2 separate regions of the Homo sapiens genome follow, and region 1 is linked to region 2. The links are chromatin loops, found by intact Hi-C in ENCODE. Cell type or tissue: OCI-LY7. All regions are shown on one strand. Links, peaks and the distances in the headings refer to the core of each region. The heading gives the core; the rest is flanking DNA. Region 1 has its middle 19 kb from the start of STAC2. Region 2 has its middle 16 kb from the start of FBXO47.

What was found. Peaks named below come from ENCODE experiments on the same cell type or tissue, not always from the same donor. Only the 100,000 strongest peaks of a DNase experiment are listed, where the experiment ranks them.
Region 1: it touches region 2 in a loop (10-fold over the local background); 61 of 110 quality-filtered maps call a loop at or near these places.

The regions. Positions count from the first base shown.
Region 1 is chr17:39,243,386-39,246,291 of GRCh38, reverse strand. It overlaps the pseudogene LOC101929578. Among named protein-coding and RNA genes, the nearest start is that of STAC2, 19 kb to the right of the region's middle. RefSeq lists an enhancer at 1,364-1,938. In OCI-LY7, for the core only: CTCF peaks have their summits at 1,156 and 1,365 (motif pointing right); DNase peaks (open chromatin) are centred at 1,371 and 2,151; H3K4me3 peaks cover 1,014 bases; H3K27ac peaks cover 1,310 bases.
Region 2 is chr17:38,981,756-38,984,661 of GRCh38, reverse strand. No RefSeq gene overlaps it. Among named protein-coding and RNA genes, the nearest start is that of FBXO47, 16 kb to the right of the region's middle. In OCI-LY7, for the core only: a CTCF peak has its summit at 1,342 (motif pointing left); a DNase peak (open chromatin) is centred at 1,341.

The DNA of each region.
Region 1 (2,906 bases), core at 228-2,727, 260 kb before region 2:
TGTCCTTCTTGGGCCTGAGTTTCTTCTGTAAAAAGAGGGAGTGGGACTAAGTGGTCTTTAAGGTGACTTCTGGCTTAAACATTGTATGAGCCGGGTGCAGTGGCTCACTCCTGTAATCCCAGCACTTTGGGAGGCCAAAGCAGGTGGATCACCTGAGGTCAGGAGTTCAAGACCAGCCTGACGAACGTGGTGAAACCCCGTCTCTACTAAAAATACAAAAAATTAGACGGGCGCGGTGGCAGGCGCCTGTAGTCCCAGCTACTCGGGAGGCTGAGGCAGGAAAATGGCGTGAACCCAGGAGGCGGAGCTTGCAGTGAGCCGAGATAGTGCCACTGCAGTCCGGCCTGGGCAAAAGACTCCGTCTCAAAAAAAAAAAAAAAAAAAAAATTGGCCAGGCATGGTGGCAGACGCCTGTAATCCCAGCTACTCAGGAGGCTGAGGCAGGATAATCACTTGAACCTGAGGCAGAGGTTGCAGTGAGCCAAGATTGCGCCATTGCATTCCAGCCTGGGCAACAAGAGTGAAACTCCATATTAAAAAAAAAATTGTATGAAACATACCTGCTAGCTAAGTTAGTAAGGGCCACTACAGTGGGAAGGGGACCCTGGTTGGCAGTGTCCAGCACCTGGCTCTAAGAGTATTGAAAAGGCGGATCCCATCAGCAGCCCCGCAGATTTGGATAAGGTCCTGGCATGTAAGCTTCAGCAGATCCAGACCTGTAGAGTCAGACAGGGCCAGACTGAGGAAAGAGGCCTGGGATCAAGGGTGGGAAGTAAGGGACACAGTCTATTAGTCTACAAATAGCCCTAGTGTGCTCAGATATGGGAGTCAGGCTTGGATTTAAATGCCAGTTCTGCCACTTGTTAGCTGTGTGTCCTTGGGCAAGTTATTTAACCTCTCTGGGCACTGTCCTCAAGGAATAGTGTATAAATTATATGGGATAATTCGTGAGACGAGAGCCTAGCACAATGCTGGGCAACTCTTAGTCCCCAGTAAATGTTAGTTGAAGGGCCCACAACAAGCCAGGACAGAGACAGGCTTCCTGCCTGTGTGTCCCACCCACTCTCAGTCCCCTACAGGTCTGGCTCCTGCCAGACACTAGCCTCACCAGTGAAGTTGGCCAGCATCCGGCAGTAGCTGGAGAACCAGTGCTGATGCAACCATTGCTGTGTCTCTGAGATGGGGGCTTTTTGGTTCAGATCCTGAGGTATAAAATGGATGGTCCAGGTAATACCAGGACCCAGGGACAGAACAAGAAAGGGAAACAGCCCCTCCCTTGGGAGGTCCCAAGTCTGAGAAGGGAGGCTCTTCCTGCCCAGTCTTATCAGGTAAGTTACAATCTATGGCCATATCACATCTGGCCACCAGGGGGCAGGGCCACTCCATTCTGGAGCTTGAGATGAAGCTGCGGAGAAGGCTTTGGGACAGTGGAGAGTGGGAAGGGGAAGGCTCACCTCAACTGGGCTACACCCCAAGGTATCCAGAGCGAATGGTGGTGAGGAACAGAGCCTATGAGGAGGAGCAAAGGTTCAAGAACTCTGCGGAGCATTACAGCCAGTCTCCCTCCACCAACACCCTTCCTCCAGGCCTGCCCTGGGACACAGAGCTTGCTCCTGTCCTCACCCCACAAATTCCCCACCAATCCCCAGCCCTGCCCTTTGCTCCATGCCTGGGCTGGGAGCTCTTTTCTTCACTCTCACCCCAAAGGGCTGACAGGAGGTGCTCATCCTGCCTCACCTTTCTGGGGACAAGAGCCTGCAGGAGTGGGGAGAGGTCAGAGCCAGAGAGCTGAGAGGTGGCCGGGGCCTTGCAGGGGACTCCGGCCATGGCGAACACTGCAGGCAAACACACAGCAAGGCTGGTCATTGCTCCCTTCTCTCCACCTGTATATTAAGAGCTGACCAGGGGCCTGACAAGTGGACTGGGTTTCCACAGGAAGGAAGAAGTTAACCACCCGGCGGGCCTGGGGCAGTGAGGAAGGGCCTTGGAGGAGCTGGCCAGGAGGAGCAGCAGGAGGAGGAGGGGGCCAGGCAGAGGGAGCACACAAGGAAGGAGGTGGCGATGGCCCGCGTAGGACAGGCAGCCTGGAGGGCGTCAGCTCCTGGAAGCTTCAACAACCACAGACAGGGCAGAGAGTGTCCTTTGCAGGAAGTGGTGGAGTCCCCAGGGGGCTGTGATGGGCTTGCAGCAGTCAGAGCCCTGGAGGCCTCCATTTCCCCATCTGTACCGTGAGGATCTTTTCTCCAACTCTCCCCTCCTGCTCTCGCCCCAACACACACACCTCCAAGAAGACAGTGCTCTCGCAGGCGGTCTGATACTTGTCCCTCTCATGCAGGGGCTGTTTCTCCATCTTCTCACGGTCCATTTTCAGTTTCCGCTCCTTTGTGCTGCAGGAGGATGATGAGGAAAGCCTCAGGCTCCTTTCTTTTCTTTTTTTTTTTTTTTTTTTTTTTGAGCTGCAGTCTCGCTCCGTTGTGCAGGTTAGAGTGCAGTGGCGCGATCTCAGCTCACCGCAACCTCCGCCTCCTGAGTTCAAGCGATTCTCCTGCCTCAGCCTCCCGAGTAGCTGGGATTACAGGCTCGTGCCACCACGCCCGGCTAATTTTTGTATTTTTAGTAGAGATGGGGTTTCACCCTATTGGCCAGGCTTGTCTCGACCTCTTGACCTTGTGATCCACCTACCTCAGCCTCCCAAAGTGCTGGGATTACAGGCGTGAGCCACCGCGCCCGGCCCAAAGACTCTTTCTTTACCTGCCTGCCTCTCTTCAGTGGCTCTGTTGGATTGGCTGTGAGACAGAGACCAAGCCCCATCCCTCTGTGTACAGAAAAGGAAACAGTCCAAGAGATGGGGCACAGCAGGCTGAGGATCCACAGCAACGTGGGGCCAGAACCCACACAGCCGGCGA
Region 2 (2,906 bases), core at 108-2,607:
TTGGTTGTCTTTGACTTTGTAATGAAAAAAAATTGACAGATTGACAGAGCACGGTGGCTCACACCTATAATCCCAACACTTTGGGAGGCTAGGGTGGGCAGATGACCTGAGGACAGGAGTTCAAGACCAGCTTGGCCAATATAGTAAAACCCTGTCTCTACTAAAAAATACAAAAAATTAGCCAGGTGTGGTGGCAGGTGCCTGTAATCCCAGCTACTCAGGAGGCTGAGGCAGGAGAATTGCTTGAACCTGGGAGGCAGAGGTTGCAGTGAGCCAAGATTATACCACTGAACTCCAGCCTGGGTAACAGAGGGAGACTCAGTCTCAAAAAAAAAAAAAAAAAAAAAGGTGGAGAGAGGGGAAGTTCTGGAAATATCCCAAAGCTTTTTCTATCATAACTTAATATTATATTTTTATGTCTAATTAAATTTGCAGCCAGGTACAGTGGCTCACATCTGTAATCCGAGCACTTTGGGAGGCTGAGGCAGGAGGATTGCTTGAGCCTATAAGATTGAGGCTGCAGTGAGCCATGATTTGTGCCACTGTACTCCAGCCTGAGTGACAGAGCAAGACCCTGTCTCCAAAAATAAAAATAATTTTGCTTACACTGAGCATAATATGCATAGTGAAATCTGCATAGTGTGACATATTTCAAGGAATTTATTTATTTATTTATTTATGACAGGGTCTTGCTATATTTCCCAGGTTTTAATTTGCAGTGTATTCACAGGCACAATTATGTGCACTATAGCCTAGAACTCCTGGGCTCAAGCCATCCTCCTTTTTCAGCCTCCTGAGTTGCTGGGTCTAGACTACAGGTGCATGCCATTGCTCCCAGCTCTCAAGGAATTTATTTCTTTTCTTTTTTTTTTGAGACAGAGCGTTGCTCTTCCACCCAGGCTGGAGTGCAATGGCTGATCTTGGCTCACTGCAACCTCCGCCTCCTAGGTTCAAGTGATTCTCCTGCCTCAGCCTCTTGAGTAGCTAGGATTACAGGCGTGCGCCACCACGCCTGGCTAATTCTTGTGTTTTTAGTAGAGATGGGGTTTCACCATGTTAGCCAGGCTGGTCTCAAACTCCTAAACTCAGGTGATCTGCCCACCCGGGCCTCCCGAAGTGCTGGGATTACAGGCGTGTGCCACCATGCTCGGCCTCAGGGAATTTATTTCAATGAAGAATTTTGCCTAAGAAACTCAGGTAATCTCTTTGGAACTCAGCTTTCTCATCTGTAAAATGAGAGTGTTCTGTGTCAGCTAAAGTGCTTTCCAGTTTTCTGCCTTTAGGATATCCCCCCGCTTCATTTGAAAAATCATATTGTCGTATACAGCTTTCTGCTGCCACCTTCTGGGAGAATTGCAGCACACATTTCTCCTTGAAAATGAGCTCTTCAGTAACAGTAATGAGCTCTTCGATACTGTGGCTTGTTTACTTAGTAATTTCAGTCAACTAATAAGAATTATAGTTTTCTGGGTTTTCCAAGTTTCAGTGTTTTTGATTTTTAAAAAATTCCACATGAGTCAAGCCTGAACTTTGACCATCTGGAAATTAATTTTTTAGCAGTTTTTCCCACATGGGAGTATTTTTCATACTTGTCTAGTGCTTTGCAGTGACTGACTTGCCAATTCTATTCACACAGAATTTGCTTCAATAAGTGTCTTTGGTGATGCACTCATGAGGTCTGATAAGAAGTATTTAATAGAACATAAGAAGTATTTAATAGGACAGAAAAAATATTTTATTTAAATTATCCTTTTTTTTTTTTTTTTTTTTTTTTTTGAGTAGGAGTTTTGCTCTATTTCCCAGGCTGGAGTGCAGTGGCACGATCTTGGCTCACTGCAACCTCCGCCTCCCGGGTTCAAGTGATTTTCCTGCCTCAGCCCTCCGGAGTAGCTGGGACTACAGGCGCCCACCACCACACCCAGCTAATTTTTGTTTTATTTTGTTTTGTTTTTGTTTTTTGAGATGGAGTCTCGCTCTGGTCACCTAGGCTGGAGTGCTGTGGCGCGATCTCAGCTCACTGCAGCCTCTGCCTTCGGAGTTCAAGCGATTCTTCTGCCTCAGCCTCCCGAGTAGCTGGGATTACAGGCACGTGCCACCACACCCAGCTAATTTTTGTATTTTTAGTAGAGACTGGGTTTCACCATGATGACCAGGCTGGTCTCAAACTTCTGACTTCAAGTGATCCACCTGCCTCGGCCTCCCAAAGTGCTGGGATTACAGGCGTGCGCCAATGCACCCAGCCGTTCTATAGGTTTTGACAAATGTATAATGACATGTATCATAGAGTTCCTTTATAGTATCATACGGAGCATTTTCACTGCCCTAAAAATCCTCTATCTCCCCCTAACCAATCCCTGGCAATCATTGATCTTTTCACTGTCTCCACAGTTTTGCCTTTTCCAGAATGTCACGTAGTTGGAGTCATACAGTATGTAGCCTTTTCGGATTGGCTTCTTTCACTTAGTAACATGCATTTAAGTTTCCTCCATGTCTTTTCATAGCTTGATAACTCATTTTTTTTTAGCACTGAATAATATTCCATTGTCTGAATGCACCACAGTTTATTTGTCCATTCACTTCCTGAAGGACATCTTGGTTGCTTCCAAGTTTTGGCAATTATGAATAGAACTGCTATAAACATCTGTATGCAGGTTTTTGTGTAGATAAGTTTTCAACTGATTTGGGTAAATACTAAGTAGTATGACTTCTGGGTCATATGGTAAGAGTATATTTAGTTTTGTAAGAAACTGACAAACTAAGCTGGGGATGGTGGCATTTCCTGTAGTCCCAGCTACTTGGAAGGCTGAAGTGGGAGGATCACTTGAGCCCAGGAGTTCCAGGCTGCAGTGAGCTATACTCGCACCACTGCACTCCAGCCTGGTCAACAGAGCAAAATGCTGTCTCAA